7 separate regions of the Mus musculus genome follow, and regions 1, 3, 4, 5, 6 and 7 are each linked to region 2. A link is a loop called in an ENCODE intact Hi-C map of the cell type or tissue named here. Cell type or tissue: left cerebral cortex. All regions are shown on one strand. Links, peaks and the distances in the headings refer to the core of each region. The heading gives the core; the rest is flanking DNA.

Evidence for each region. Peaks named below come from ENCODE experiments on the same cell type or tissue, not always from the same donor. Only the 100,000 strongest peaks of a DNase experiment are listed, where the experiment ranks them.
Region 1: a loop joins it to region 2, with 2.8 times the contacts of the local background. A loop is called at or near these places in 20 of 42 quality-filtered maps.
Region 3: it touches region 2 in a loop (6-fold over the local background); 20 of 42 quality-filtered maps call a loop at or near these places.
Region 4: it touches region 2 in a loop (4-fold over the local background); 6 of 42 quality-filtered maps call a loop at or near these places.
Region 5: it touches region 2 in a loop (5-fold over the local background); 5 of 42 quality-filtered maps call a loop at or near these places.
Region 6: it touches region 2 in a loop (2.8-fold over the local background); 14 of 42 quality-filtered maps call a loop at or near these places.
Region 7: a loop joins it to region 2, with 1.8 times the contacts of the local background. A loop is called at or near these places in 2 of 42 quality-filtered maps.

What each region holds. Positions count from the first base shown.
Region 1 is chr17:87,519,001-87,523,419 of GRCm38, reverse strand. All of the region lies in intron 1 of Gm30984 (a long non-coding RNA gene), which reads left to right. Among named protein-coding and RNA genes, the nearest start is that of Gm30984, 9.9 kb to the left of the region's middle. In left cerebral cortex, for the core only: CTCF peaks have their summits at 1,484 and 1,685; DNase peaks (open chromatin) are centred at 654 and 1,394; H3K27ac peaks cover 2,169 bases.
Region 2 is chr17:87,445,593-87,450,011 of GRCm38, reverse strand. It overlaps Calm2 (calmodulin 2), which reads left to right and starts at 3,077. Exons shown (of 6, transcript NM_007589.5): 1 at 3,077-3,219. The coding sequence starts at 3,217. In left cerebral cortex, for the core only: CTCF peaks have their summits at 2,714 and 3,907; DNase peaks (open chromatin) are centred at 2,233, 2,797, 3,110 and 3,936; H3K4me3 peaks cover 2,124 bases; H3K27ac peaks cover 2,486 bases.
Region 3 is chr17:87,529,260-87,533,678 of GRCm38, reverse strand. It overlaps Gm30984 (a long non-coding RNA gene), which reads left to right and starts at 2,583. Exons shown (of 2, transcript XR_877095.1): 1 at 2,583-2,997. In left cerebral cortex, for the core only: a CTCF peak has its summit at 3,072 (motif pointing right); DNase peaks (open chromatin) are centred at 893, 1,303, 2,005 and 3,030; H3K4me3 peaks cover 1,793 bases; H3K27ac peaks cover 2,966 bases.
Region 4 is chr17:87,370,525-87,374,524 of GRCm38, reverse strand. It overlaps Ttc7 (tetratricopeptide repeat domain 7), which reads right to left. Exons shown (of 20, transcript NM_028639.3): 19 at 3,864-4,000. LOC102632541 (a long non-coding RNA gene) reads left to right here. Exons shown (of 3, transcript XR_003952232.1): 2 at 2,623-3,817. Among named protein-coding and RNA genes, the nearest start is that of Stpg4, 55 kb to the left of the region's middle. In left cerebral cortex, for the core only: no CTCF peak of the experiment used is centred there; a DNase peak (open chromatin) is centred at 2,107; H3K27ac peaks cover 2,903 bases.
Region 5 is chr17:87,499,949-87,504,367 of GRCm38, reverse strand. No RefSeq gene overlaps it. Among named protein-coding and RNA genes, the nearest start is that of Gm30938, 28 kb to the right of the region's middle. In left cerebral cortex, for the core only: a CTCF peak has its summit at 2,155; DNase peaks (open chromatin) are centred at 1,508, 2,159, 2,562, 3,936 and 1 more place; H3K27ac peaks cover 3,259 bases.
Region 6 is chr17:87,561,249-87,565,667 of GRCm38, reverse strand. All of the region lies in intron 1 of Gm46587 (a long non-coding RNA gene), which reads left to right. Among named protein-coding and RNA genes, the nearest start is that of Gm46587, 7.3 kb to the left of the region's middle. In left cerebral cortex, for the core only: no CTCF peak of the experiment used is centred there; a DNase peak (open chromatin) is centred at 2,090; H3K27ac peaks cover 523 bases.
Region 7 is chr17:87,669,545-87,673,923 of GRCm38, reverse strand. Msh2 (mutS homolog 2) reads right to left here and starts at 1,392. Exons shown (of 16, transcript NM_008628.3): 1 at 1,118-1,392. The coding sequence starts at 1,328. In left cerebral cortex, for the core only: a CTCF peak has its summit at 1,632; DNase peaks (open chromatin) are centred at 1,015, 1,506 and 2,176; H3K4me3 peaks cover 1,647 bases; H3K27ac peaks cover 890 bases.

The DNA.
Region 1 (4,419 bases), core at 178-4,177, 73 kb before region 2:
CACAAAATGTCAAACCATAGAGGGGGTCCTAGAATGAAAATTTTGCTTTCTTTACTCTGCAAATATATTAGGTATTCATTAATAATTTTGCTATAAATAAAATAACCCAGGGAAACGCCGTGCTTTGTTACCAATGATGAAAAGTTGGCCAGAATATCCGAGGCCTCAAGAAGAGGAGGCTAGACCAGCTCTGTACCACCACCATGGCCTCTTTGTCAGGGTCACCTCTCAGCAGCTGCCTGTACCAGGTTTTTCTACCATTTCAGACTCTATTCTTTTTCTCCTCCCCCACCTCGTGTCCCCTCTTGGCACACAGTCCAGTACTTAAGTGCAATAGAAGGGTGTCTTAGGAGTTATGGGCTTCCCTCTGAGACTTAGCCAGTGCTTTTGCAAGAGCTATTCTGGTCTAGCAAGCCGCTGTGTCTCTGTCTACCCCACCCCCCACTCCCCCAGCCCTCGTCCCAGCTCCCACTTGCAGCTCAGTATCTAGGAAGGCTTCCCGACTTCCCTTACAGGCTAGCCTCCCTCTGGCCTGTCTCCTCAGCACCAACCACACACTTCCTTCTGCAGCCCTTATTTTGCATTTATTTCCGTGATTGCCGGATGCGTGTCTTTCTCCCTCCCACCGGGATGACAAGCCTGTCCTCTGTTGATGCTCCCTGTGCCTTCTCTACCACTCAGCAGGCTTCTTGCCAGGGAACTCTTGATAAATACATGTTGATGTACAGAGAGGTGAGTGGCGGATGCTGACAGCCACTAGATGAGCCTGCAGGATGTAACAGGCCAGCAGGAGGGGGTGATTACAGCAGCTGTGCCTCTAAGGTAGAATAGGACTCTCTGGAATCAGGGCAGGCTCTCTCAGCATGGCTGAGTAGGTGGCTTCCTTGGTGTGATTTCAGGGTCACTAGAAAGGCTCTCCCCCACCTCCACTCCAGTGCCTGACAGCCTGACAAAAGACAAGGCTTTTGTTTGCTAAAGCTTCAGAAATCTGGGCCTGAACCAGGCGGTTTGCAGGGGGCCATGAAGCTTAGGTGCGTTCATTTGTGCTAAGGTGTAAATGATAGATAGAGGCTTTTCTCAGAGCAGATGATGGTGGGGAAGGGAGAAAGGAGGAGATGGAATTAGGATCTAGGATGGGCAAGAGACACAGAAAGAAAAGACTCAGGGCCCAAGGCCAGCCTTGAACTATAGCGTTATTTTGCTTGTTTCTTGCACCCACCCCATTCCTTTTTGATAAACCTGATTCTGCAATGTTTTACATCTGGAAAACTTTCAACAAAGATGGCGTTCGGAAGCCTGGCTCGGAGGCCCCAGGATGACAACCTAATTACGTTCCTTTTAATAGCTTCTTCCCAAGTGCTCAGCCAGGGACATCTGCTGCGCTGTGGCTGCACCTTCAGGGAGGAATATTTTTAACAGCACCATGCCACAAAGGGAAACTTCTGAAGGCCAGATGAAAACGGCCTCTGTGTTCCTGCCCAAGGCCCAGGTAGGGCCTGCCACTCTCCGTGGCGCACCTTCTGCCCATCCCCCAGCAGAGGCAGGCTCTTCTACACAGCCAAGCAGGCACAGGGCTGTTTTTTTCTCTCCTCTCTCTCTCTCTTTTCAGTTTTCACAGGTTAATTTAACAGCCCAGGCTGCCCCACCCAGCTTTCTTCTCAAGCCGGGTTTTTAAACTAACCACCAGGGGCAGAGGAACTCTTGAGCCCCCCTCCCCACTCTCCTCATGTCTTCTCTGGAGCCCAGCCCCTCTAGGCCACGTGATCTTACCTTGTTGTAGCTGAGGGTCCCCATTCAGGCAGTTATGTCAGAGGAGGAAAGAAACATAAAAGCTAGGAACTAAAGGACTTAGTGCTTTAATAAATTGGCTTACTAGGAAGATCATGGGCCGATGGACTGGGGATGTGCCTTCATTTTGTCTTGATTTTATTTTTCAGACAGGGTTCTACTACGTAGTTGTGGCTGTCCATGTAGACCAGACTGGCATGGAGCTCACAGAGGCCCCCCTGCCTCTGCCTCACCAGGGATAGGGTTCGAGGCACATGCTACTGTGCAGTTTATTTTTTTAGGACAAGGTCTTGCTATGCACCACAAGCTGGTTTTGAACTATCAATCCTCCCTTCGGAGTGTTGGGATTTCAGGAGTTTGCCACCATGCCTAAGGGTAGAAGAATGTGTCTTGAGAAGTCTTAGGATCAACAGTAAAAGTACAGGTAGCTGGAGAGATGGGCTACTCTGGATCGTCTCTTAGACCAGATGCTGGAGGCCCAGAGAGGACGAGACACTTGCTCAGGGACTGGGGTCTTCGCAGCATTCAGACTCCACCAGTTTCAGCCACATGCTTCACCAGTTCATCCTAACGTCCTGGCAGACCCTTGGTAGAACCGTGACCTGATTCTGTGGGAAGCTAATTTTATTTGAGACAGGAATACCTGCAGTGCATTGGGGAACACCCAAGCTGATGATCCCCAGTCCCAGATGCCCACATGCCCTTCAGGAGGGAGCAGCTACAGGATGAATGAGCTGAGTTGTGTTGCTGAGGAGACCCCTACCCACCCACTGATTAGTTTAAAGATAGCTTCCCTTCCTCCTCCTCCTCTCCCTCCTCCTCCTCCTTCTCCTCTCCCTCCTCCTCCTCTCCCTCCTCCTCCTTCTCCTCTTCTGCCTCCTCCTTCTCCTCTCCCTCCTCCTCCTCCTCCCCCTCCTCCTCCTTCTCCTCTCCCTCCTCCTCCTTCTCCTCTCCCTCCTCCTCCTTCTCCTCTCCCGCCTCCTCCTTCTACTTCTTCTTTGTTGTTGTTGTTTTGTTTTGTTTTTCCGAGACAGGGTTTCTCTGTATAGTCCTGGCTGTCCTGGAACTCACTTTGTAGACTAGGCTGGCCTCGAACTCAGAAATCCGCCTGCCTCTGCCTCCCAAGTGCTGGGATTAAAGGTGTGCACCACCACTGCCCAGCCCTTCTTCTACTTCTCCTTCTCCTCCTCCTTCTGTTCTCCCTCTTCCTCTTCCTCCTCCTCCTCTTCTCCTCCTCCTCCTCCTCTTCCTCCTTTTCTCCTTCCTCCTCCTCCCCCTCTTCCTCCTCTTTCTTCTACTTCTCTCCTCCTCCTCTTACTCCTCCTCCTCCTCCTCCTTCTTCTTCTCTCCTTCTCCTCCTCCCCCTGCTCCCCCTGGTCCCCCTCCTCCTCCCCCTCTCCTGAGGTTTTAATGTATTCTAAGGGCTGTGGAGCTAAGGGTAGGAGCTGCTGCTTTATGACTTTATGTTCTGCTTCTGCTGAGAGACCTGTGGATATCTGACTCAACGTAGTTGGCTTCATTCCGTGCAGGTTGCTACCTCCCTGGCGATCACACGGTCATCATAGTCATTACTAGCACCCTCACCTTCAGCTCCCAAGGCTATACCACATATTCAAATCCTGGAGGTCTCAAACGGACTCACTTTGCCTCTGCCTTCACATGCACAGATCTTGGGTCAGATGGACCTTTGGAACCAAACCTGTTCACCTTGAAAGAGGGTGAGCCTATGGGACTTCCCCAAAGGAGCTCTAGGCTCCCCAGGACATTCCATTGCTCTACCTGGGTGGCATTTGGGTACTTCAAGTGCCAGGGCCTTGGTGACATGACCCAGCAGTCTCTTCTAACACTACAGGATCAGCAATTAAGCTCATACTTAACAGATATGGAGAAGGTTGGCGAGGACGTAAGTCCAAGTCTGCAGCAGGGCCAGCCCTGTGGTGAACTGGCTTCCGCTGCAGCCTTTGCCAAGGCCACGGCTCCAGTAATCAAATGGCTGTTCTGGTGACTGCTGCCTCTAAGTGCAAGTGCCAGCAGAGACAGCGGGTATCATAGCTCCTGGATCTGGGTTGGAGAATCTGTGAGTTCCCCCATGTGGGTGCTAGGAACTGAACTCAATTCTTCTGCAAGAGCGCCGAGTGCCGTTAGCTGCTGAGCCATCTCTCCAGGCTGTTCCGTAGGCATTTTGTTGTTTGTTTTCTAAACCCAGGATGCGTATGTACTACAGTTTTACCCTCCTGTCTCTACCTCCTGAGTGCTGGGATTGCAGGCCCCACCATTTACCTAGCATGGGGGATTGAACCCAGGACCTCATGCTCTCTGGACAAGCACTTTACCTGACTAAACGTCACCTGACTGTCTCCAGCCCAGGACAGTTCTTTTTTGGTTGGTTGGTTCTTGTACTTTTGAGACAGAAATCCCCATCTCACTGAGGAACACCTAAGCTGGAGGTCCCTGGACCCATGCAACCCAGGCTGGCCCCATGTCATTATGTAGGTGAGGGTGACCTTCGACTATTGCTCCTCCTCCTTCTGCCTTCCAAATACTGGAATCACAGACAGCCTTGTGCCACCGCACAATCTCTGCTTGTTTTTATTTTATATTTTTTTAAAACGTTTTTAATTCTTTAAAAAA
Region 2 (4,419 bases), core at 227-4,226:
CTTGCACACATATGAGTATCTGTGCTTGCAGAGGCCAGAAGAGGACATTGGCTTCTCTGTAGTTGGAGTTGCATACAGCTGCCCAACGTGGGTGCTGAGAACTAAACTCTAGTCCTCTGAAAGAAGAGCTAGATAGAGCTCGTGATTGTTGAGCCATCTCTCCAGCCCTGGATTGACTCCTAAGTATTCTATAACAGCTCATGTGTGGCAGGCATGGTATTCAAGGCTACACTCTTCAGTGTGGGACCTTTGGAGGTGATTGGATCACGATGGCTCTGACTTCATGAATAGATTGATTCCTCCGTGGCCTCATGGATTAATGAGTTGGGGAGGTGGGGAGAGGCTTGGTTATAACATTAAGTTCTCTAAGAGCTTTGCTCTTTCCCCTGACGTTTCCAGGATGCTTTCCTCCACACAGGCCTGGAAGTGACAGAGACAAGTGAGTGTCAGCCCCAGCTGCAGCTGCCATGGTGCTTTCTTGAATCGAGGTGTTTCGTCACAGTGATGGAAAGCTAACTGTCGCCTCATCTTAGTCCTGCTTTGCCTCATTAAAGGAAAAACAGCGTAACCTTCTCAGCCAGGGCGACGAGTCTGAACCGTGGAAGAAGATGGCTTCCGTCCTACCTCCCCAATTCCATTCTAGATCATAGAAGAGAAATTGACTCATTGCATAGGATCAATGCCCTGGAAAAAGTAGGACTTAATTTTTTCAATTTGTTCAGAAACCCATAGACTATATTCAAGAATGGTGTTATGTGATGTTCTGTTTGCTTGTTTCACTGCTAACTAGCAAAACTGGGTAAAAGAGAGAGAAGCTCCGGAAAGGAAGCTATCCAGAGATAAGGCGGTATTATCTCAATTCAGAAAATGAGGAAGAAGCAGCGATGGGGAAGAACTTGCTTGTTTTTTTTCTTTCCCCCAAGATGGACAAAGGTAGAGAACTCTAAGATCTCACCGTGGGAACCAGACAGAAGAAAAAAAAAGATATTTCCAAGGCTCTGATACACAGTCTTCGCTGACTTTGCGTTTCACTGACAACTGCCAGGGTTAGGCGGAGATCTCTGTCATATTTCGGAAGACAAGTGCTCTATAAATAAATTGACTTGGAACAGTCTCAAATACACATAAACCGCAATGGCTTTAAATGTAACCCTTGACTTTTCTTTGTCTTCTTAAGAGGTCAACAAGGAAGATTATGCAAGAAAGGCGTTACCAAAACCCAACCTACGAAACCTGGAAGAGCTTTCCTATATTCTCTATTTAAAAAAAAAATATATTTCTATATACTTGTTAGCAAGCACTACCGCGTCTCTCTAGGCACGAGTCAGTGCGTACTTATCATACATTCTGCACCAATCCTCTTAAAAATTCCTTCCCTTGAAGAGGTGATTATTCATTTTGTCATTCAATTTCCCACCATTAAAAATTTCATATGTAAAATCACCGCATGCTAATGGGGTACTGTGTAAGGAGAGAATATTTTTACTGAGTCAGCGGAAAGACAAAAAAAAAAATTAGTAGGTCTTCCATCTGAAGATCTGAGGAGGAGTCACAGACAAATTTCTGAGGTATATCTTGGAAAAACTTTGAATTTACCAGAATGTAGTGCACTGGAACGGAACGGTGGCGTCAGATTCTTGGCTGGAGGTGCCCATTTTAAAGTAATATTCCCAAATAATGATATTTATCTCATTTGTGGGGTAAGGTTAATTAGCTCTCCTCCCTTTCAGTATTATCAGGGCACCACATTGGCAAGGATAATAGAAACAGAAATCTGAGGTTTGGTTTGGTTTGGTATTCCCATCGAGTGGGCATTCGTTCGAAAGGGTGTCAGCTTTGTTAGTGCTAATTAGAAGGCCGCTTAATGTCTGGTTTCCATGACTGAAAGAGGGCCCAGCTCTGGCTTCATTAAAAGATATGTTTAAAGGTGTGAGGGATGTCTAACTTAGGTAAAGGAGGTTAAAATGGACTCTCCGAGTGGGTGCATATAGCTGTTAGCACCGAAATGTTCTTGCTGAACGGGGAAACTATCCTGAAGGCAGGCTTCTTTCTGAAGTTGAGGTTTCATCTTGCCTTGCTTTTTACAAAGTGATTGCTCTCCACGGTTTGAGGGTTTGCATGGTGGTGCTTTTTCAACTGGGAAGTTCTTTCTGCCTTCGCCATCTTCCTAATTCTCTCTGGGCCGTGGCTGTTCCATCAATCTTCTCTGGGCACTGTATTTTGAGGATGGAATCCTTATTTTCCTCTCTAACCCCCATCATCCTTTTCTGGTTGTCTACTTTGGGCTTCTAATTTCAGAGGGGCTCCTTGGGGAGACCGACAGCACACACTCTCGGATACAGTGGGTTTGAGTAGCTTTCTGATAAATTACTGCTAGGAAAGAGAAGCGAAGGGTAGGCATAAACGGAAGCCCCTTTTTTGATTAGCTTGTCAGCTGAGCTGCATGGGTTCGGCACCGTGTAATGAAAAACGACCGGCCTCCCTATGCAGCAACGCTGAGAAGCTGGGCGCGCTGGGTGGGTGTTTACTGGGGGGGGGGGGTGTCCTTCAGTTTTATTTATTTTTTGTTTTGGCCCGTGTTGTTTTTGTCAGCAGCACCTCCATACGGGGCGGGAAGGTGAGTGTGTGCGTGTGTCTGTGGCAGGCAGGACGGGTGGAAGAAGGTCCTCCAGCCGAGCGCAGAGAGAGCCACGCTGCCGCCTGGCGCAGTTGCCAGGACAGCGCGGCGCGAGCAAGCAACGGCAGAAGCCGCAACCGCGTTCCGGCTGCGAGAGAAAGTGACGCATTGCAGGTACAAATCAGCCAATCAGCAGCAAGCTCAACGAGGTTCGCCTGGTCGACCGCCACCGCGGTGCTCCTCCGCGCCGCAAAGTAGCTCCTGCCAGGCGCGGTTCCCCCGGCCTTTTAACGGCTTGCCTGGGAGTGGAACCCACTTACGTCATCCGTCCCCCTGCTCCCCTTTCTCTCTTGCGTGTCTGCCCAGTGACTGCGGAGAAAGGGGGTCTCCCGGAGAGTTGGGGGGGGGGAGGGGGCGGGGGCTGGCCGGGACTCGTTCGCTAGGTTCCGTTATCTGGATGAGGCGGAGGGATCTGGCGGAGGGAGGCGGAGGGAGGTGTTTATGAGGAGCTGGGGGCGGAGGAGGAGAATTAGTCCGAGTGGAGCGAGCGAGTCGAGCGGTTGTCTGGTCGCGTCTCGGAAACCCGTAGCCCTTGCAGCATGGTGAGTGCGTAGCTGAGCGGCCGGCGCCCCGCGGGTCGGGGAAAGATGCTGAAGCGGATTGACTAAAGAGGGGACCTCCCCTCTCAGAACTGTCCTCGCCAGAGGGACGGCACCAAAAAAAAAAAAAAAAAAAAGCCAGGAGGCCCCCCGCGACACTTGTGTCGCAGGTGTCCCCCACCCCTGTCCTCTTGGGTTCCCTTTTAGATGAGTCGGGGGACCGCTGCGGGGCTTGGCCGGGGGAGGATGGATCTGGGGTGCGGGGCCGTGGGCTCGGTCGAGAGAGCAGAGCAGGAGGGGCTGCGGCCGAGGCGGCGCCAAAGGTCAGCCCCGGGGGCCGGATTCAAACCGCCAACGGCCACCGCCGAGCGAGCGCGGGCGCCAGGAAGCGCCTTTGTCCGCCCGGCCGCCATGCGCGGGGGGTGGGGTGGGGAGGAGCGCGGGGCCCCGAGGCGAGCGGGCGCCGTTAGCCCGCATCCCCGCGAGGCCGGGCCGGGCCGGGCCGGGGGCGCGCCCCGTGGGTCCAGCCCGTGCGGGGACCCCCGCCGCGGGGGTCGGGTGGGGTGAGCGCGCGGGGCCCCGAGCCGCCGCCCTACGCGGCTCGGCTCGGCTCGCGCCCCAGCTGCTGCGCTGGCACCTGCAGGACTGCGGAGGTCTGGGCGGCCCGCGGCGCTGCGGGGATGGGCGGGGGAGGGGACCCCAGCAGTCCCCCCTCCCCCTCCGCGCAGGGCTGCTGCTGCTGCTGCTTGTTCACTCCATCTGGTGCTGGCTTCCGCTACCCAGACTGGATGATTAATTTTTTTTTCTTTTTTTAAATCGTTGAAGAATACAAGCTTTTGCTGGAAGTCGGGCGCTTTCTCAAAAAAAAAAAAAATAGAGCTCGTAAAGGGAAAGCAACCGACCTCAGTTAGGGTCTCAAAGGCGTTTTTCGGCCCCCATGAGCTAGTGGAAGTAGCAATTAAGGGGCGGGTCGCTAAATTCTTGAGTGCTCAGGTGCACTCCTGTTCACCTCTACCACACGCAGAGTTCCTTGAAAACGACTTGCGTTTCAGAGTGGAAGTTGCCATCTGATCTTAGTTCTTACGGACAGTTCACCTATGCAATAATGGCCGTCAGTAACTGTACACTTAAAGAGTGTAAAAGAGAGCAGGAGATTTTAGAAAGAGCTTTGAAAAATAAGTCCCTCTTCGTGTTTTCTGTTTT
Region 3 (4,419 bases), core at 164-4,163, 84 kb before region 2:
TTTCTCTGTGTAGCCCTGGCTGTCCTGGAACTCACTCTGTAGACCAGGCTGGCATTGAACTCAGAGATTCTCTTGCCCCTGCCTCCCAAGTGCTGGGACTAAGGGTGTGTGCCACCACCGCTCAGTTTACTGTAGCTTATTTTTAAGATGGGTCTTCCCACCTCAACTAATTGAATCCAGACCATCTCTTCAGGTAAGGCCAGAGAAAAACAGAATCAAGATAGTTCCTCCCAGATGCACCCAGAGGCTACCCTAGTGAAGAAAAATCCTCACAGGCGTGCCCAGAGGTTCGTCTACTGGTGATTCAAGATCCTGTTAACACTGACAATATTAATCCTCAGACCTAAAACCTTAATATCCAATATTGGTCAAGTCCATGGGTGAGGGACCTGCATTTGGGACATTGACTGGACTGAAATGTGTCCTCTCAGTGTGTGCATGGCTGCCACCATCATCCGAGAATGTGTGTGCCCTTGGCATTATCTGTTGGCAGTTTCAAACCTTCGACTCAAAATGTTTTAGATGCCTACTGTGTATGTCCCCACCACTGCCTGGTCCTTTCTTTCTGTATTCAAAACAATAACAAACAAAAAGAAGAACAATCCAAACAAACAAACAAACAAACAACAACAAAAACCATAACCAAAACTAACACCATGAGGGTTTTTTCTTTCTATTATCTTCAAAGGTTTTTATGGTTTTCTTTACATTTGCATATGAGCGGAAGTCATCTGTGAGTACCAGAGGGTGGGGCATGGAGAGTTATCGTCTTGATGAGTATGGAGCTTCAGTCCAGTATAATGAAAAAGTTCTGGATCTGTCCTTCAGGAACGCTCCCACACAACGCAGCAAATGTGCTTACTGCCCGTGGACCAACAGGGCTCAAGTGGCAAATTGTATCGCATCAGAAGGTCTGCTTAGGGATTCTTCTGTTTGTAGCGTGTTTCTGGATCCCTCACTAATTGATGGGTTACAGACAGTCGCTGACAGGTGCTCATTTGATATTTGCATAAGATTTATGATTTTTCGCTGTTAATAAGTGGTTAGGAGCTAAAGTATCTGCTGCTGAAGCTGAAAGAACAGATCAAAGGGAGGAGGGAGGGAAGCGAGCAGGGGCGGGGGCGGCATGGGGGTGGGGTGGAAGAAGCGGAGATAAGAAAAGACTGGAAAGCCAAGAGGGTAGGATGGGAAGGGGGCGAAGGAGCAGAAAGCATGAAGAAAAGCTGGAGAGGGAGGCGCAAGGAAGTGGGAGGGCTATCCTCTGACCTGCTTCCTTCGAGCTTCCTCGGCTCGAAGGAAGTCTTTATTTTGACTCTGCTTCGAAAAGCCCTCCCTGTCCCTCAATCCGAGAAGGCAGAAATTATTTTCTGCCTCTGCCGTTTCCCAGGTCACCAGTTATATTAAGCCAAAGTCCCTTGGTGGCTGCTGTCTATAATTTTCCACTCCACACCCTTTTGAGTCAGATTGCAAAATAAGGCCATTTTGAAACTTGGTTTTCCTCCTGGTCAAGGCAATGGAGATGTGTGACACAGGACTTTTTCTGACCCTCTGCAGCTCAGGCAGGGGTTTGAGCAACTGGAAGGGTAGGAGGAGGCAGTAGGATGCCGGGACCCCAGTTGGATCACCCAGAGGTGCTCTACTATTTCCAGCCTTTGGGGGGTGGGGGGTGGACAGGGACGACTGGACTGGGGGATGAGACAACACGCCAGAAGTTCATACTATGCCCTCTCAGGGGTTAGAAGCAGACTGTTGGCCCTGACTTCTCAGGCCTCGTGGAGCACTGAGGAATCAGCTATCATTGCTCTAACAAGTCTCTCAGAATCGAAACGTGCTCTCTGCCGTCCTTGTCTCCGATCTGGACTGGGGTGCAGCCGGCCTCCAGGCCACTCCCTGTTCTCCCCGTTGGAGTGCCTTTCTCTCTCCCCACCCATCTCTTTGACTCACGCTTCCTTTTTTATTTATTTCCAGAGTGGCTTTTATCCTCCCTTGAGCACTCACGTGGACTTTATCACAACACTCGCCACTCTGGCTCGCTCCCTGGATCTGCTGCCTAGGGCCAGAGCCCAGGCTGATTTCCGTCGTAGTTAAGGGATAGCAGGGTAGAAACAATGTGACTAGAGAGAAGTGAATGGGGGACGCAGCAGGGAGGCCTTGTGAGTGGCCAGCAGCTCGGCTTTTCTTGTAAGGGAAATAGGGAGCCATTGAAAGGGAGAGACTGGCGAGGTTTAAAGCCCTCGTGATCTTAAGTGGCGTCCTGGATACCTTTCAGAGAGCAAACCGTCCAGGGCTCAGATTTCGGGGTACTCACGAAGATCTTCGGGTATGTGGGGCCAAATTCACGGGGACCGTGGGGGATACTGGGAGTTTCTCCTTGACTGGACAGGAAATGGGATGCTCTTTCTGTTTGTGCCCTTCTCCTCCCTAGATATCAGCCTCACACGGATAGGGCTTTCTGCCCCTGGACACAATGATGGGCTTAAGACTCTTGCAGATACAGAAAAAAAAATTTACCAAAAATGAGCAGAGAATCCTGACCTACCAAAGCGAGGCACTGACATTGCCTGTAACAGAGGTAATGAAGAATAAGGCAGACTTCTTGGAGGATGGTGGCTCCACTACCTAGAGATGAAGGAAGGGCGGAGAATACAGCCTTTCCTTAGCCCTCCGAGGGCACAACAGTTGGCTCCGAGTCCTCTTCAGGCGTGTCCTGACATACACACGAGGACTAATTTAAAAGCCTCACTGAGAAAAATGAATGACTTCAGTCCTTGACACTTTCCAAGTTCTTTCCCCTAGCTCGCCCGGGAAATGCACCCCATTAATAACCAATAAACGTTAAGAACGTCACCTCCCCACCCCTCTGGAATTCCAAAGGGAGAAATTTCTGGCCTGGGGACGTCCCCGGTTGTCCCCATCAGGTAGGGAACTTCCGGAAACGCCTCCACTCCCCGAACAATGGAAGGCTCCCTCCCTCCCCAACCTATCCCGGGAGCCGAGGTAGGTGGTGGGGGAGGGGGTGCTGAAGCCGGGAGGGTGGGGCGGCGATGCGTGGAGTGCGTCCGGTGGCCGGCAGGGGGCGCAGGGGAGCTGCTGAATCCGGGGAGGGCTCCAGGCCCTCGGCCGTCGCCTGCCCAGCTCCCCACTGCAGCCCAAGGTGTATTTGCCGGAAGGTCACCCTAGTCCCTTCTCTCTGGCCAACCCTTTCCTTCTAGGTGTGGCTGAGAGAGAGGTAGGTCAGGGTGAGAGCCAGGGGACGATTGTCAGGACCGTGAGGATCCGCTAGTTTGTGGCAGGAGAGATGCCAGAGCAAGCCTCCTTCGCCCCCTGCCCTACCACTAATGGCCACAAAGTCCTGGGACTAAGCACTAGGCTAGGGACCCCTGGAGTAGGACTCGGGCCCTATTTACTTTTTCAGACCCTGGCGAGCGATAGGAACCAGTCAGTCCTATTTGAGTTAAATGAAAGGACTTTTTGCTTAGGAGCGTCGCCTCTCATCCTCCTGTCTCCCTCCATCTCCACTCCCCCACATCCCCCTCACCCCTGCCCCAAGGCCAGGCCTTACCACAGGCTTGTTCACTGCTCAAAGGGCCTCACTAGGTGCTTGGCCTAAGCCCCTTACATAGCCTTGAGGCTGTTCCCATCCTATTGAAGGGTGGCAGAGCACACCACCACCACCACCACCACCGGGGCACACGCCATTTAAGCGTAAGGATTATTTTGAGTAAACGATCAGATGCAAGGAGGACGGTCCCTCCCCTATTTGCCTAAAAGCTGGATGGAAATGTACATGGGTGTCTCTGTTCTCTGCTTTACCAGGAAAGTGGTATCATGGAAGACACTTGAGACCCTCGTCCACCCGGAGGTGGCACCAGAGGAATCTACGCAGCAAGCGTAGATTGAGGAGCCCTTGTCTCCTGTTTTTAATCTGATTTTCCTTTCACAGTCTCTGCCTCTAAAGAGTCTAGTTCTTGTGTCTTCGGCCTTTCCCCTGTCCTAAAATTGCACTGCTCTTTGTAGAAGTCATTCCTCCCCCTACCTCCCATGTGCCACACTTTTAATAAACTATTTTTCTCCTCTTAATCTTTGTTTAGAGATTCTGGCCAAGAACTGTCCCTCCCTCACCCTATCTTAAGATACTCGGCACATTGCCTGTGGTGTACATTAAATCTACTTGAGAAAACATTGTTTGATCTGTTCTTCCCCGGAGCTTCCTGTCCCCTCTTCCCTATCAGGCTTCCGACGGCCAGGCCAGACAGCAGCTTCGAGTCCCATTGGGCTCCTCCAGGAAGCCTCTTTGACTTTGAGTCTTCCCAGCTCTGACCGGAAGCGCACGCTCCCTCGGACCTGTTCTTGTACAGGTGTCCTTGCATTTGTATCCTCACGACTCTGAGGAAATCAGTGTCCCCTCTTAGGGTTCTT
Region 4 (4,000 bases), core at 1-4,000, 75 kb after region 2:
GTCATCTCTCTTCCCCATCCTCCCCATCTCTCCCCCCATCCCCATCCTCCCCATCTCTCCCCCATCCTTATCCTCCCCATCTCTCTTCCCAATCTCTCTTCCCCATCCTCCCCATCTCTCTTCCCCATGTGCCCCATCTCTTCCCCCATCTTCATCATCCTCATCTCTCTTCCCCATCCTCCCCATCTCTCCCCCCATCCCCATCCTCCCCGTCTCTCTTCCCCATCCTCCCCATTCTCGGCAAAAGGCCAGACTTCTGATCTTCCTGCTCTCCCAGTTGCCTGCTCTTCTCAAAGCCATCCACCGCAGCCCAGCTAACGGGCAAGCACCAAGCCACATCAAATCGCTTTGGCCCCTGAGATCCAGGTCATGGCAGCAGAGGCAGAAGGGTCTGGGCTGTGTCAGGGGCCCCGAGGCTTGGCTGCTTTGTGTAACCCTCGCTCTGCACAACACTGGAGAACCTTCAGAGATCTCAGCCTCTCAGGATATTACAGAGGAAGAAGAGTGTCCTGAGAGGCTGAGGAGTAAAGCTCTTTCTCTGTGACATCATCAAACAGACGGCACAGGGCCTGCAGAGACAGCAGCATGCCTCGCCAAAGCCTATCACCACAGCGCCTCTTCAGCATCCTGAGACCGGGGAGAAAAGGCTGCAAATCTCTCTCCCCCCTTAGCTGAGGTCAGCATGGCCTTGCACCGTATTCACGAGGTCCTATCCACAAGACAGGGGATCCCATGTCCTGAATACCCGTGCCTTGGCCGTCTTTCTCTGGGGCACGTGGTGAGTAGATTTAATGCAAAGAGCCTCTGGGCTTGGTTCAGGGTTCCCGCCTCCCTCTGCAAACCAGGAGCAACTGAACACGGAGCCCATACATAACGCTACACGCTTACTCAGCTGCACTCTAACAGCAGCCTTTCATGCTTGGCATAGCCATCCCCACGTCACAGACAGGAATTCTGAACCTCTGAAAGGTTCCTCGGCCTCGGTTAAACAGTGAACAAGGCAAAGTGGACCTAAGTGCAGGTCAGCTGGGCTTGAAAGGCACACTCAACTCCAGGCCACCGCTCCCTGGGTAGCTAACCAGTGAAGCAGTCCCAGAGGGAATTCTGGCCTTGCTGGTTCGTCCTTCCTCTTCCTCCCTGCTTCCTCCCTGCTTCCTCCCTGCTTCCTCACTTCCCCACTGACCATAAACTTTCCCTGGAACTAGAAGGCAGTTTGTGCCAAAGCCCCCCCAACCCCCACCTCACCCCCTTACTGATGCGATGTGGCTCACAGAAGTCTACCTGGCAGAAGGTGGGGCTTGGGCTTAGGCTTCTTGCTGCTGCAGGATGTTTTGTCACTATGGTGACAAAGGTACCCTAAGTGGTCTCTTTCTCACCGCTTGCAGTTCACCTGAACCCGAAAACACACTTTGAAGTCATAAGGAACCAAATGATTATTCCCCTTGATACGAGGGAATAAAAAAAACCCCTGGCTCATCCAATGACGCAATGCCCAAGCTCTCTCATAACTTGTGGGTGGTCAAGGCTGGCCTCCTCTGTCACCCCTAGAATCTAGTACCACTCCCGTAGGCCTGGGATGGCTGGGTGGGGGTGCTATACAGGCCTTTGTAACCAAAGTCCATTTCTCTGGGGGTGCTATGATTGATTGCAATGCCCGTCAATGAAGGGGCCCGGAGAACAGTGGTCTGTATGCTAGCTGGTCTCCTTTCCTATTTCACTGTAGACTTCCACGGGCATTATCTCATTTGATATAAAAACACTATAATCTAGGGACAATTATTATCCACTTATAAAAGGGGACATTGGGAACAATGGGAGTTAACTCTTGTCCTATGTCACCCAAGTCAACCAAAACGAGAGCCAGGATGAGAGCCCAGATGTCCTGAGTCACAGGCCAGCAGCACAAGGAAGACATTTAGATGAGGGGAACACTTGAGAGCAACATGCTAAAGCATTCACACGTCTTTAGGAAAGTATGCTTACTAAATCTTCTCCAGGCTTGCGATTTGCTATTCTTTATGCATACGTGTGGGATGCTGGCAGGAACAAAGCCTGTGGAAAAGGGATGGGCTGCCCACTCAGAAGCCGGCTGCCCCTCTGGTTGCTGGTAACTGAGAGTGGGCAGCCCTGGCTCCAACTTGCTCCAATTTCATTAAATCAGCAAGGCACCCCAGGAAGAGAAAAAGGACCATTTTCAGTAACATCTGCAGGGAGCTACTCTGGACGGCTATTCGGTTACCATGGAAACCCATGGTTGGAAACTGCTTCAATTTCAAGAAAATAGCTACAAACAATAATAAGCATAAATGAAAAATGGTACGCTGTTACTTCAAAATTGTACTTGTTACTGGATTCTGTTGGGTTTGGGGGTTGAGGTCTCGGGCTCAGATCCACGAGGAATGGCGGCAGCCCAGTCCTCCTCAATAATCCAGACTTCTGGATGTGACCTCTAGTGAGGCATTAACCTGGAAAGCCAATGCTGAAATGCAGGAGGAAGGAGAAGGTGTGCCTTGTAAAACACCAAACACTAGCTGGGCTGACCCCAAGACAGGGGGAGCCATGGCAAGGGACAGACAAGGCTGTGTGACATTGTGGCCTATGATTTTTTTTTTTTTTTCTTAGCTGGGGCTCAGAATTCATACAACCTAAGAAGAGATCCGGCAGCAGGAATGGGAAGTGAGCAGGGAATCTTCGCTTGGTTCCGTTTTCAGGAACCAGTGGGTTACAAAGCAATAAAGACACTTCGGTCCAGCTTCTCCCTGGGCTCCCATCCTCTCAAGGGATTTCTGAGTGCGTGCCTGACCTCCTCAAACCCAACTTGAAACCCAGCTTCTATAGCTTCCTGTCAGAGGGGAATAAGATCTGGCAACGGAGACCGCCGCCCACATGGGACCCTGTGCTCCAACCCTGTGTTCTCCAGAGCCAGATGTTAGAGCTGCTGCAACAGCCATTCTCAACACTAAGGGGTATCCGATGTGAACCAAGACCTCTCCATGGTCCCACTGACTGTGGGTTCCTACGTGGCCCTTCAGTGACCACTCTGTCCTCATCTCTCTGTTCTCTGGAAGCAGCAAGGAAAACAGGGGTGAAAGGTCATCTGTAGAGTCTTACTCTGTCAGAGTAGGGAACACATTACTGCTTCCCTAACAAGAGACTCTTCACTGGATGAATAAGCACACTCAAGGTTCAGAGATAGGCTCACCTACCCATGACCACCCAAGGAAGAAGGTAGCTAGGTCAGGATAAGCGCTTCTCAACTACCAAACCTCCCCACTACGGGTGCCGGCGTGTCACTGTGTCCCTGGTATGCAAATCCTGTGTCCATGTCCCAGAACTGGGCCCAGGGGCTCTTCTCAATGTACACTCATGCCAGATTTGACATGGTTCACCTCTGAGACCCTTGAGTCCCACCAGGAAAGAGAACGCCCCTGGAAAGAAAGAGGCAGCCCAATGGCTGAGGAGAGGCTGAGGACCCTCATACAAGGCGATTTTTGGAACTGCGGAGAGTCTGGATTATCTCCCAGGGTAAGGCTTTAACGAGTGGCCATGGATCTTGAGAGCAGACCACATACAGAACTTCACAGCAACATGGAAGCCACAAAACAAACAAACAAACAAACAAACCCAAAAAACTCATCCCTTCCAGAGTTCTTCCTCCATCAGTGCAGACTCTGATGGGAGGGAAACAGCTCACGCCTACAAGACATATACAGATGTCTCTCATAGCAGAGCGGGCAGGAAATCACCTCCTAGAGATGCCCGGAAGCATCATCGACATCATCATCATCAGCAGCAGCAGCAGCAGGCACCTGCCGGGGTGAGGGGGATGAGAAGGGAGGTCTTGGGAGGGGAGAGTGGCTTACCAGGCTGTGCATGATGCGCACGCCGTCCGGGTTTACGGTGAGAGCCTCCTTGTACAGCTGCTTGGCCTCTTCGAAGCTGCCCTTCACCTCAGCTAGTCGGCCTCGCATGTAGAGTACCGAGTGAGAGGTGGGGAAGA
Region 5 (4,419 bases), core at 157-4,156, 54 kb before region 2:
TTCCATCTTCCTGGGTGAAGTCCTCAGGCTGAATTCAATCCATCTTTGTCCATTCTCAACAACACTAACTGGGCAGAAGACAGGAAGGCAGGATAGAAGCAGACACTCTCCTTTGTCCACATTGGACTGTGTCAGATCCCAGCATAACATTTTTTTTCCTAGTAGTTATTATCTGCGTCCTTGGCCTTTGTCTTGTGTGGGTATCTTCTCTCCCAAATCCAGGCCATGGATGTAGAGAACAGGGAACAATTAGGATCAAAGTTTGCTACAGGGTTAGAACTAGAGCTGGTTGCCTAGCACACTTGGAGCCCTGGGTTCAATCCCCAATAAACACAGCATGAGGGCACAGACTGTAATCCTAGCACTTGAGAAGTGAAGGCAGGAGGATCAGAAGTTTAAGGCCATCTTCTACTACATAGACAGCTTGAAGACCCTGTCTCAAAAAAAAAAAAAAAAAAAAAAAAAAGGCAAGGCGTGGTGGCAATGCCTTTAATCCCAGCAGGCAGGAGGCAGGAGGCAGAGGCAGAGGCAGGCGGATTTCTGAGTTCGAGGCCAGCCTGGTCTACAAAGTTCCAGGATAGCCAGGGCTACACAGAGAAACCCTGTCTCGAAAAACCAAAAAAATAAAAAAATAAAGTCCTCAACAGCAGAACTGGCTTCAGTGTTTCTTGGGGTGTTGGTGACATGAATCGTAGCCCCTCCCCAACCCTTATCATTCCCACAGATGGAGAGTGAGACCCATTCCAGAGAGCTCTGGGGACTCCAGCCATGTGGACATTTCATCAGTGTCTTTCCCTAGCCCTGGGCTCCATTCCCACAGCGGACAACTGTTTCATTTGTGGGTTTCAATTATAAGCACACCTCAGTGGTTTTTGTTTTTGTTGTTTTTCTTTCCCTTGTAGAAGCTTCTCTGTTTTACCAGACACCGGGTACTTAAAGAAAGTAGCTTTTTGTCTCAGCTGGGGACAGAGACTCTGTTGGACCCGATAGGCTTCTCATCTTTCCCTGCTGCTGGCTCTGGGCTGACAACCCTGGGTCGTGGATTGCAGGGGATTAGGAGAGAAAAACAACAAAACAAATGTGCCCATCTAGTGGGGTCTGTTGTGTCGGCACCGGGGATGGAGACAGATCAGTCATCTCTGAAGATACTGCAACAGGAAGTGAAACGCCCCGCTCTTGCAGTTCCAAGGAGGCAGGGGCTGGAGCTCAGAGCCCAGCTAGCTCTTAATGGGTTGGTTCCTCAGCTAGCCCAGGTAGACTTCCTGGGCATGGGACAGCTGAGGTCTGCAGCCAGGGTTTGCAGCGGGAGGGGGGGGTTGGGGTGGGGGTGAGGGTGGGGGGGTGTGAGGGTGGCGGGGTGGGAGGGGGAGGGGGGCTTGCAGCGGGGGAGGGGCTTGCGGCTTGCAGCAGTCTACCACCATCCCATCCCTAGCAGCCCTCCTCTGCTTAGCCTGCTGCATTGCACCATGCCACTGATTTAGTGAAGACATCATCTGCACCCCCTTCTGAGAGCTGCTGGCTGCTGCAGAGAAGGGCTCATATCCACCGGCATATGGCTTTTTAAAGTGATAAATTGCATTAGCAACTTTCTTATTAGCTCTGCTGTCAGGAGGGAGCTCCTGCCGCACTAGCTTTCGAAGGCTGATGTAGAGCTTCCTGGCCATTAATTACCTTGCCAAGGACTAAAGGGATGGGGGGGGGGGGTGCTGTCCATGGATGGGTGGAGGTCCCTATTCCCTAGGCCCATGCCCCTCCTCTCCCTTAGTGAGAGAAAGGTTTCGAAAGACCTGGCTTGGTAACCCTTGAATTATCTTAGGTCTGGTTCTACACTGGTTATAGCCTTGGGCTCCTGATTTCTGTGGGTGGGGGCACAGGATACCCAGAGACCTTCTGGGCTGCTTAGAGCTAGCTCTCCCTCAGGGCAACTAGGATCTGGAGGTCTGGAATCTGCACTACATCTCGTTGGAGCTTTGTTTTCAAGGCAGAGGTTGGACTGGGGCCCAGAAAGGTGTTCTGGCCTCTCCTTTGGGGTTTGAGGCCGGTAGTTCTTCTCATTCGTCCTAGTTCCCCGCCCCAGACAGCTGAAAAGTCTCCCCCTTGAAGGTGACATCATGTCTTCTGTTCAGTCCCCTCTTGGTGGCTATCCAGGGAACTGCATATTCTGGATGCTCAAGCCAGATTTCCACCAACTCAGGCTTCCCACTTACATGCGAATTACATAAAGTGCAAACATACTGAGAGGCAGCAGTAAGAGGAAACACAGCCCAGCTTCTCAGCGTGTTTACTCTCCCAGACTAATAAACATCTCTAGGGTCTCTGACAAAAGAAACAGCTTCAGGAAAGATGCCCAGCGGATCCCTGGGAAGTGGGCCCCTCTCAGTCCTGGCCATGCAGGGCAGCAGCAGCTCTGCGTCGATCTAAGACTGTCTGGGTGGAGGACAGTGGACATAACTGCAGAGAAATTGTTTCTCTGGTTACATGAAAAAGCAGAGGGATAGGTCTGGTGCTGTAAGAACTTCGTGAGTCAAGTCTATATCAGCTTCTCCTTCTGAGAAACCATGCCCCAAGGCTCCTGCAGTCATAATTCCCTGTTCCCACGTGCTCTGGCTCAAAGGGGAGGTGGGGGAGGAAGTGGGAGGAGGGAAGGTGTGTGCAGAGAAGAGAGAGCAAGGCAGGCTGAGTTTCTCATCACCATGCACCCCAAGGCTGCCTGGATGAAATCTCTGAAAGATCTGATGATAGATTTGCACAAATGTGGCCTCAGATACTATATTATCTTGAACCTTAAATTGAAGTAATTTCCGCTCTGTGAAATCAGAGAAGCACTCTTCTTTCTTGTCACTTCTTTGAAGTCTAACCTTAACGACATGCCCAAAGGATAGAACCATGCCTTCGAGGTTTCATGGCTGCCAGTTTATTCTTCTGGTACCGAGGCTGTCCCCCATGATTTCCATCCTGAGTTCTTTTGAGAATTAGAAGGCACAGATCTGTCTCTCCCTCTCTGGGCTTGAGGGGTGTGTCTAGACTTTTGCCCAGGGTTCAAAGGTCACCTTTAGAGCATGCTTCTGACCTGGTCCACCTGGCTCTCCTCCACCCTCTTGGTGAGTGCAGGCCTGGGGCTTGGCTCCTCCTCCCAGGCAGGTGCTACACATCCCCTCCCTCTGTCTTCCCTTCCCAAGACATTTCTTAGGACTTGTATCCTAAACCTCCTTAACCTTAACCTTCTCTGCTTCTCTGCTTGTTTCCCTCCCTCTGCTTGTCACTGAGGGGACACACACACACAGAGACACGGACAGACAGACAGACAGACAGACACACACACACACACACAAAGAGAGAGAGAGAGAGAGAGAGAGAGAGAGAGAGAGAGAGAGAGAGAGAGAGAGAGAGATTACAACTCTGAGCTGGAGCCAGGTGTGGGATTGCTTGCCTGCTGTCCCACTATTTGGGAAGCTGGGGTAATTTGAGGCCAGCCTGGACTACATAGTAAGTCCCTCCATTTGTCCCTCCAAATCAAGCCAAACTAAACTAAATTAAAGCAACCCCAAAGACCTTTATCTCTACGCTGGGGAGGAGCGGACAGAGGCTGGCTCCTAGCTCTGTGGACCCATCAGTCTCTGGATGCAGGATCAGGATGGACTCATTGCTCTCCCCACCAGTGGAGCACTAAGTGGTGACCCCCAGGATGAAGGACCTTTGGGGCTTACAAGAGGAGGAACACCTGCTCCGTGGCTAGTCAGCACAGCCTCTGTACTTCTTCCTTTCCAACACCTGGCTCTGGGTCAGCTCCCTCTGTGGTCTCAGCCTGTGCCCTTCACTGACTGTCAGGACCAGCCTGGGCCCTTGGTACTGTCTGCTGCAGGACCTGCCTGAGCTGTCTGCTGCAGGACCTGCCTGTGCTGTCTGCTCAGGACTGTGCCATCTGCTGCAAGGCTTGCGTTGTCTGCTCCACCTCCACCTCTGTCCCATTCCTTGCTGTCTTTTCAAGGCTCGTGATGGTGCCTGGCTCACAGCAGAGATGTGACATCAGTGGTTAAGGTGACTAGGTCATGCAGAGGAAGCCGGGACCAGACCGGCCTGTGGGGGAGAAAGACAGAGATCACTGGACATGGCCCATTTCATTCCTGTTTAGAGCCACGCCATGAGTTCTGCATGTAGCATGAAGCAGTTTGCAGCTGTTCCCACCTGGAATGCCTTTGTCTATGGAATTGGAAACTGCCATCTTCTTGGTGTCCCATCTGATGGGAGGTAGAATAGGCTCACAGACTCTGCCAGAAGGTGGTCCTCATTTGGTGTTTGGCAGCAGCCTCCCTTTTCTCTCTGTCTGGGGCTTCATGGGCATGAGGCTGTCTCTGCAAAGCTCAGGCCCAGGTAGCTGCATTAACCCTTGGGTTCCACTGTGCTCTGAGGTCTCCAACC
Region 6 (4,419 bases), core at 264-4,263, 120 kb before region 2:
ATCTCAGTCACCAGGCCTGATGACCTATGGGACCCAAATGGTGGAAAGAGAGAACCAAATTCCCCTTATTATCCTCTGATCTCCACACACACACGGTGGGCATGCATGTACCCATCAACACTGTCTTAGTCATGGTTTCTATCGCTGTAATGAAACACCATGACCAAAAGCAACCTGAGGAGGGAAGGAGAGCTAAATGGTCTACCATCCAAGGAAGTTACAGAGAGCACTTGGGGCAGAAGCTGATGCAGAGCCCATGGAGGAGTCCTGCCTACTGGCTTGCTCTTCATGGCTTGCTCAGCCTGCTTTCTTATAGCACCTAGGACCATCAGTCCAGAGGTGACCTCACCCACAGTGGGCCCTCCCATATCAACCATCAATCAAGAAAATCACAACAGGTGTGTTCACAGGTCTATCCTATAGAGGCATTTTCTCGGTTTAGAGTCTTCTTTCCAAATGACCCTAGTTTGTGTCAAGTTGATATAAAAACCTAGCAAGTGCACACGCGCGCGCACACACACACACCACATAAACACACATGCAGGCAGACAGAGACACACACACATACAAATACACATGCAGATATATATACACACACAGTGAATAAAATGTAATTTACAACTTTTATGGAGATGGAAGGGTGGATCCGTGGTTTAGAGCCCTGGATACTTTACCAGAGGGTCTAGAGGTTCCACCCCCAGCTCCGACATGGTAACTTTAGTAACAGGGATCCAACATCCTCTTCTGGACTTGAGGGCACCAGGGATGTATGTACACGGACATATGTGTAAGTAAAACACTCACACCCAGAAGATGAAAAGGTAATAATAAAATAAACTCTTAAACAACAACAACAAAAAGAGCCCTGGTTGTTCTTCCAGAGGACCCAGATTAGATCCCCCGCACTCACGAGGCAGTTCACAACCATGTCTGATTCCAGTTCCAGAGGAGCCAATGCCCTTGTTTGGTTTCTGTGGACACACACACATAACACACATAACACACACACACACACACACACACACACGTAAATAAATCATAAATAAAAGGGTGGTATGGTGGTAGGCACACCTTTGCTCACAGTGCTAAGGAGGCAGAAGCAGGAGATCTCTGAATTTGAGGGTAGCCTGGTCTACAGAGCGAGTTCTAGGAAGGACAATCAGAGCTACACAGAGAAACCCTTTCTTGAAAAACAAACAAACAAAAATAAAAATTGTGTGAGAAAAAACTTTTCTTACCAAATCAGTTAGCTCACATATTATTCATCATTTTATTGGGCCCCATAAACAGAACCAAGCATTCCCTTACAGACTGTAACTAGGGCACTCAGCTCTCAAAGGTAGTAATTGTTATGTCCTTTATTACTGGCATATCTTAACAAATGCCCGGCCTGGCATCTGTTCCAATATCACAGGCTATCTTTGTGTTGTGTGAAAATAAAAACAGTCACAGACAGAGGGAGTTGGGAAACTGAAGTATCACTCCCAGCCCTGCTTGACTGACCAGTTCTCCCTTGGGCAAGACATGCCTCTCACCAGGCCTCCTTTCCCTTGTTTGTAAACACTCTCTGAGCCTCCCAAACAGCCTGGAGTGGAGTCACCTAGGGTGCTGGCTAAACATGCAGACCCCAGAGCCCTCTGGGGGCAGGGCTGGGTGACAGCCAGAATCCAGAGCCCTCTGGGGACAGGGCTGGGGTGATGGCTAGAATCCAGGTTTGTTTAGTTTGGTCTAGTCTTTGCAGACAGAGTCTATCTCAGGATGGTTTAGAACTCACTATCTTCCTGCCTCAGCCCACCCCTTCCCCCCACCTCCCGCCAAGGGCTGGAACTTTGACCAAGGCTGAGGTGGAGTCTATAGGGTCTTTTTTCACTTTGGTACTGCAGACTCACTTGATCTGAGTCTGCATGCTTGCCTAGTCAAGTACTCTGACAAACATTTTATAGTTATTCACTGAAAGAGTCTCTCCACATAGTTGTCCAGGTGAGCCTTTATCTTACCACCTCCCTCCCTGGCATCCTCAGTAGCTAGGATGACAGGCGTGTGCCACCGGGGCAGGCTGAAGTCAGTATCCTTCATCCAAGCAGTTCAGAGGATTCTTTTTCTCACCACATTTGGAAACCATGAACACCAGACGGTTGCTAAGGGCTCAGATTATGCTATGATCAGTAATTTATAAAAATAGTCTTCTGGAAAAAGAAAAAAAAAACCATGAAGCTGAAAAATGATCCTGACACAAAACGTCTCCCATTTCCTGGGCATAGTTTGTGAAGACCCTCGGCTTTTGTTCCTAACACAGGATCGACACACTTAACAGTGCCCTTGTGCAATGGAAACCTAGCTTAGGTGTTCCTTCCTCTGGTGGCCTTTGGCTGGAATTTTGCCAGGGCCCAGCCTCCTCTCCCCACCCCCCACCCCCCACCTGCCCACAGAGGTAGAAATTCTTTGGGACCTCAACAAATATTTCCCCAGACTCCTGCATGACTCAATCCTCAGTTCCTTAACTGGGTGTTCACTGCAGTGTCAATTTGCTTATCTGAGATGCTTTTCGTAGGATGAAGGCTTGCGTCTGCTACCCTCCTCTAGACTTGGTTTTTCTCCTTAGCACTGTCTAATCTACTGACTATTTCATCCGTCTGTGTTACTTCTCATGTGTCTGGTCCCTGCTACATCCTCAGTGCCTATACTAGAACATAGTAGATGCTCAATAAATATCTGTAGCTTCAAGGAATGAGATATTTGCTGGATGAGTCAAAGAGTAAATACGTGATTCCTAGGAAAGGGCTCAACCTTTGACCCATGGGAACAGACACTCCAGCCCCAAGTCAGGGCCCAGCCTACCATTAGACATCCACCTTACCTCTGGCTCACACATACGGTAACGGTTGTACACTGTACTGAGAAGTCACTCCTGTGGCCCTGAACTAATTGGATCTTTTGGACACAGTTGCCCCTCCCCCTTCTTTCTCTTTCCTGCCATCAGGATCCTTTGAGAACTCAAGCTAAGTGGTGGTGGTGGTGGTGGTGGCAGAGGCGTTGGTGGCAGTGCATGCCTTTAGTTACAGCACTCAGGAGGCAGAGACAGGCAGATCTCTGTGAGCTCGAGGCTAGCCTGGTCTACAAGTGAGTCAGTCCAGAAAAATCAGGGCTCTGTTACATAGAGAAATCCTGTCTTGCCACCCTCCCGAGAGAGAGAGAGAGAGAGAGAGAGAGAGAGGAGTGTAGAGCAGGTTAAAGTATTTACTTTCTGTGGAGTTCTAGTTCTGATCCCTAACACTGAATAATCAATAAATTAAGTAGTAAAGAGGAGATTGTGGGACGCCTGACTTGCCAGCAAGTGAGACGCCACAACAGGATCCTTCTACAACACGTTTATTGGGAGAGCATGGACGGCGTAGGCGAAAGACCCCGAGCCCCAGAAATGGCGCTGCTTATATAGGCCTAGGAGTGACGTGTCCATACCTGATTGGTTATGCTACCAGTACCTCATTAATATGCGTCGGGCCAGGCAGTGACTAGGCAAAAAACTCTTATGCACGTGCGCACATTGGTTGTTTACCCATAATCATGGGTGGTGGCCAGTGGTAGCCAGCGCCATCTTGTAATGGCGTTTGTGGCTTCCCACAGGAGATCACCCTGGGATCCACTCATACCCAAAGGCACGAGACATGACAAACAGACCATGACAGAGATGAAACTAGGCCAGAACACTAGCTTCTTGGCTGCTTCGTCATCGTTGGTCTAGGCTTACCAGGAAACAGTCACAGGTGCTCATTGCAGGAAGGATTGTTGCCACGTCAAAGGACTACCATCGTGAGCAGTGCTGTGGGGAACTGTGAGCGAGGCTCCAGGAGAAAAGGCAGAGGGCACTTTGTTCCCTGAATTGTTCTCAGACATGATTTTGTGCCTCCTGCAACAAACATTGGCATTCAAATTTCAATTTATTCTTGATGGATGTCAGATCATACGGTAGAACCCAGCCTGGTCAGCGAACCCTGAATCTGATACGGCCTTCTGCCTTGCTTCCATGCTTTCCCAGATAGAATCTATAGTACGTCCAGGCAACTGTGCTTCCGTGGGTCTGTCCTGACGAAGTTCTGGGATAGGGCTGCTCTGTCAGTATTCAGTATGTGCTTACTGATGTTTATTTATGTGTTGTTTTTTTCCTGAACTCAAACCCTTCCTTGGATCACTGCTTGCTGTGTTTCATGTGTGCATAAAAACACACTGACTCCAAAGTAAGGCTGTCTGCAGCCTAGACTGTGGTACGCCTCGACCTTTAAGGTCCTCAGATTCCAGGTCTTGCACACAGATCTGCACAGGTTAAACCGAGCAGGAAACAAAATCTCCTTTTACTTTAACCCTAGGAATGCTCAGCAGCACAGGCTGCTATCATGGCTGATTTTTTACTTCTTAATTTAT
Region 7 (4,379 bases), core at 1-4,000, 220 kb before region 2:
AACATTATTAATGGACACAACATTTCTTGTGTGTGTGTGTGTGTCACTCTTTAACTCAAGATAAAGAATAGCTGTCTAACAAAAACAAATTCAACTGGTTGTGAAGGCAGCAGACTATTACCTAGCACAGACCAGGCAGAAATACGATGTCTGTAACATCCATTTGCATATAACAGCATAAAGAATTAGAACTCATGCTGGGCGGTGGTAGCGCACGTCTTTAATCCCAGCACTTGGAAGGCAGGTGGATTTCTGAGTTCGAGGCCAGCCTGGTCTACAGAGTGAGTTCTAGGATAGCCAGAGCTATAACAGAGAAGCCCTGTCTCGAAAAACCAAAAAAAAAAAAAAAATTAGAACTCACAACTCCAAAGTATGATATAATGGACATTCAATGTAATTGAAAGAAAAAGCAACGGGGGTGGGTGGGGGAGAGGTTATTATGGTGATCAAATTAATCTTCCTAGGCCACAAATGAGTTCTGAAGCCTTTTAGGGAGAGATGATGCTGAGTGGTGAGAGCCAAGGTGGCAGAAAAAAAAAAGAAAGAAAGAAAGAAAGAAAGAAAGCTAGCTAGCTAGCTAGCTAAGCACAGCTTTCCAACTAGCTCAACCGCACTCAGCAAACAGTAGGGGATCCACAACTGAAATCCGGGCAGTTCAGCTCCAGGGCATATCCTAGGTCCTGACCACTTGGCGATACTGCCCTTCAGCAATGGTCCATCCCAGGTTCTCAAGCGAGACGGTTTAAAAAAAACAAAACAAAACACAGCCTATTGGCAAATGAGGGTGTCTTAAAGGAAGCTCTCAAAACGCCCTCCACTCCTCGCTCCTAGGCTGCGGGCTGTTATTGATTTGGAGGTACCCACGGTGACACAAGACTCTAATCCTATCAACTTGGGAGGCTGGAACTCGAGGCGTCCGAGGACAGCCTGGACTCGGCGGTGTGCAGCCGCCCAGCGCACTGTGCGGAAGCGAACCAAAACAAGATGCTAAACGCGTGGCCCGGGGAGGCAGCTCTCGGGCGGGGCGCTCCGCCGCAGCCCCACCGCTGCATGCGCCCAGGTTTCCGGCAACGCGGCCCCGAGCCGGCCCGGGCCCCGCCGCCGCGGCTGCCCTCACCTGCCGGCCCCATGTACTTGATCACGCCCTGGGTCTTGAACACCTCGCGGGCCGCCAGCAGCGCGTCCTCTCCGTGCGCCGTGTAAAAGTCGCCGCGGTCGAAGAGGCGCACCGTGGTGCTCGGCTTCTCCGGCATGCCCTCAAAGAAGCGCACGAAGCCCGCCTCGGCCGCGCCTTCCAACTGCAGCGTCTCCTTAGGCTGCACCGCCATTTCCGAGCCGCTCCACACCAACACCACTAGAGCACAGAGCGACCCTGCGCTGGCCGCGTCGTTTCCCGCCTCCCCAACCTCGCCCCCTAAACCTCGTCCGGCCTCTGTGGGCTCGCCCAATCACCATGCAGCGCTGCGCCCCGGTGGGTGGGAGTCTACCGCAGTAGCCAATCATAAGCGAGCAAGGTCCCAGCTTCCCGCGAACTCTAGGACTCTAGCTACTGCGCATGCGTCCGACTTCTGCAGCCTTGCAGGCCTTCCAGAGGCTGCGCTTTCAAGTCCGCCTGGTGGGTGGGTAGGTGTGCTAGGCGGGGTCAGCTAGGAATTTGTTTTATCAAGTGACCGGAAACGTAAGAGTGAAATCACAAAGAACTTGTAAACAAAGAACTATCTTTTTTCCCCCACCCAGCCTTGAGTGTGCGTTATACACTTGCAGTGCAAACTGCCATAGGTAAAATTTCAGGTATATTCTGCACAACCTCTTGCTGACCCAGTTTTGCATTTCGCCCATCGGTTGACGAATTCATCCAATAGACACTTGGCAAGCCGAGCGTGGTGGCGCATGCCCTTAATCCAAGCACTCGGGGGGGCCTCTGAGGCCAGCCAGGTCTACCAATCGAGTTCCAGGGAAGTCAGGACTACACAGAGAAACCTTGTCTGGTAAATAAATAAATAAAGGACAGATGGGGGCTCAGCACCTTGTCTGGTAAATAAATAAATAAATAAATAAACAAATAAAGGACAGATTGGGGGCTCAGCAGTTTCCTAACTTCCTAATGTTTTCATAGTCGCCTACCTTGAGTTCAGTCCCCATCACTAGTGTAGCTCATCATAACTGGTAACTCCAGATCCTCGGTGTGGGTGGAGGAGGTCAGGTGCAGACACTTATTAATTTAAAGAAAAAATATATATATTAAATGTGGAAACGAGTAGGGTGACACACACTTGAAACCCCAGCTCTCAGGAGGTCAGAAGGGCCAAAAGTTAAAAGTGGGTCTGGCAAGAAACACAGTACAGTATTATCCTTGGCTACGCAGCTGGAGGTCAATTTGGGCTACCAGAGACTGCATCCTAAATAAATAAATAAATAAATAAATAACCTGCTTTGGAGTTCTAAATAAATAAACATCCTGCTTTGGATTTCTGTGTAGCAAGACCCTGTCTCAATAAAGAAAAGGGTGGAGGCGGGGGAGGTAGAGAGGTTGCATCTGGTTTTTCTTCCGTGCTAGTGAATGGATGCAGACTGCACACTGTTTTAGAAGTAGATAAACAAACACACAGAAAGATGGAGACTAAGAGGTGTAAACCGACAGGAAAAACTGCAGGGTTATAAACATTCTTAAGGGCTAATTAACTGATTAAGATGTGATTGTAGGGAGCTGAAATATTGCAAGCCCTGAGCCAAATTATCTTGAGCTAATTGTAGTCCCCTAAAGAGCTACTATTGCCCACCTCTGTGTTTACCTTAACAACCTTGTGATTATCAAATATAATCTTTGTACAGACCCCTTAGTTTCTACGGCCTTGATTTAAAACTTTCTTTGTTCTGTTTCTATACAGTTTCTCGACGGCCACTGAGATGGCTCTGGGTGAAGGTATGTGTACCAAGCCCGATGCCCTGGATTCCGTGCCTGGACCTATTGTGTGGTATCCACCAGAGAAAACAACTTGCCCACAGGTTTAAGCCAATAGGACAGCTTTATTACTTGACCAGTAACTACCCTGGGTATTCAGGATCCCATTGTAGCACTGAACTTTTCTTGGGGTGAGCTTTTAAGCTATATACATATACATATATTTATATTCTGGGTTGTCATACTCCAATTAACAAGAACAGTTAACCAGAAGTGGAACTAAAAAAAAAAAAAAAAAGCAACCTTAGGACATGTAGAAACTTTACCAGAACTGTGGACTTTTGATGAATTTGGGCTTTTATTTTAGTTTTGGCAGGAGGTGCTGTCTGTGTGCTGAGTTTTACAGCCTGAATAGTACTTCCATCATGGAGTCAGTTGTGCTAAGGTCTAGTGGCCTAATACAGGCCCCAAAGTAGAGAGAACCAACTCCCACAAGTTATCCTCAGACTTCCACACCCCCACGCGATGGGACTCGTGTACTTATGGATGTGAGCACAAATACACACAAAACAGAAATAAATTATTAATTTAATTAATAAAAATGAGACTGGTATATCATGTTGGAACATGGTATTTGGGATAACCTAGACTGTGCTTACTGTGTTTTATAAAAAGATAAAAAGATGGAAAATGTTTGGTGAGGTAAGGTGTGGGGGAAGGAGGTGCCTCTGTGGGCCGATGCTGAGGCATCCCTTCCCCCTGAGTGACCAGACACACAGTGATAGAGTATAGCATAGAGTTTATTCAGGACCTGGGGAGGGGAGTTGAAGGAATAGAAAAAGGGAGAGAGAGACAGAGACAGAGAGAGACAGTAGGTGGGGAGAGGGAGGGGGAGATGAGTAGAGGCCTAAATGCCTACAGTGTTTCTAGGCCATGGTCGCCTATATTTGACACCAAAATAAACTATCTCTTAGTCCCTTTGACGTGAGGCTGTGTTTTGTATTGATCGTGGGTTAAATTCTATGGGATAAAGACCTGAAGGAGGCGAGGGTCCACTGTGCTTGACACTCCCCACCCCATTTCTCTGTAGGTTTTGTTGTTGTTTTGTTTAGTTTTGTTTGGACAAGACTACGTGTAGCTCTGGATGACTTCAAATTCAGTACATAGCTGAGAATGACCATAAACTGGGGTTACAGGCATGAACCACCATACCTGGCCTTTCCCAGTGTCTTTAAGGAGTTTCCAGGATATTTCTGACAGCCAAATTTAGACACTACTAACCCACAGGCTAATATCCACATACTTGGAAAACAAAGAAATGTAGACAATCTAACTGCAGACTGCCCTCCCCAGCCACATTTCCTGACGCTTGAACATGCCTGCCTATTTCCCTGACACCAATCAGGAACCATGAACTTAATTTGTCTTGCAACCTGAGGCCTCTGTGTACACTTGACCTTCTGCTCTGGAATGGCCC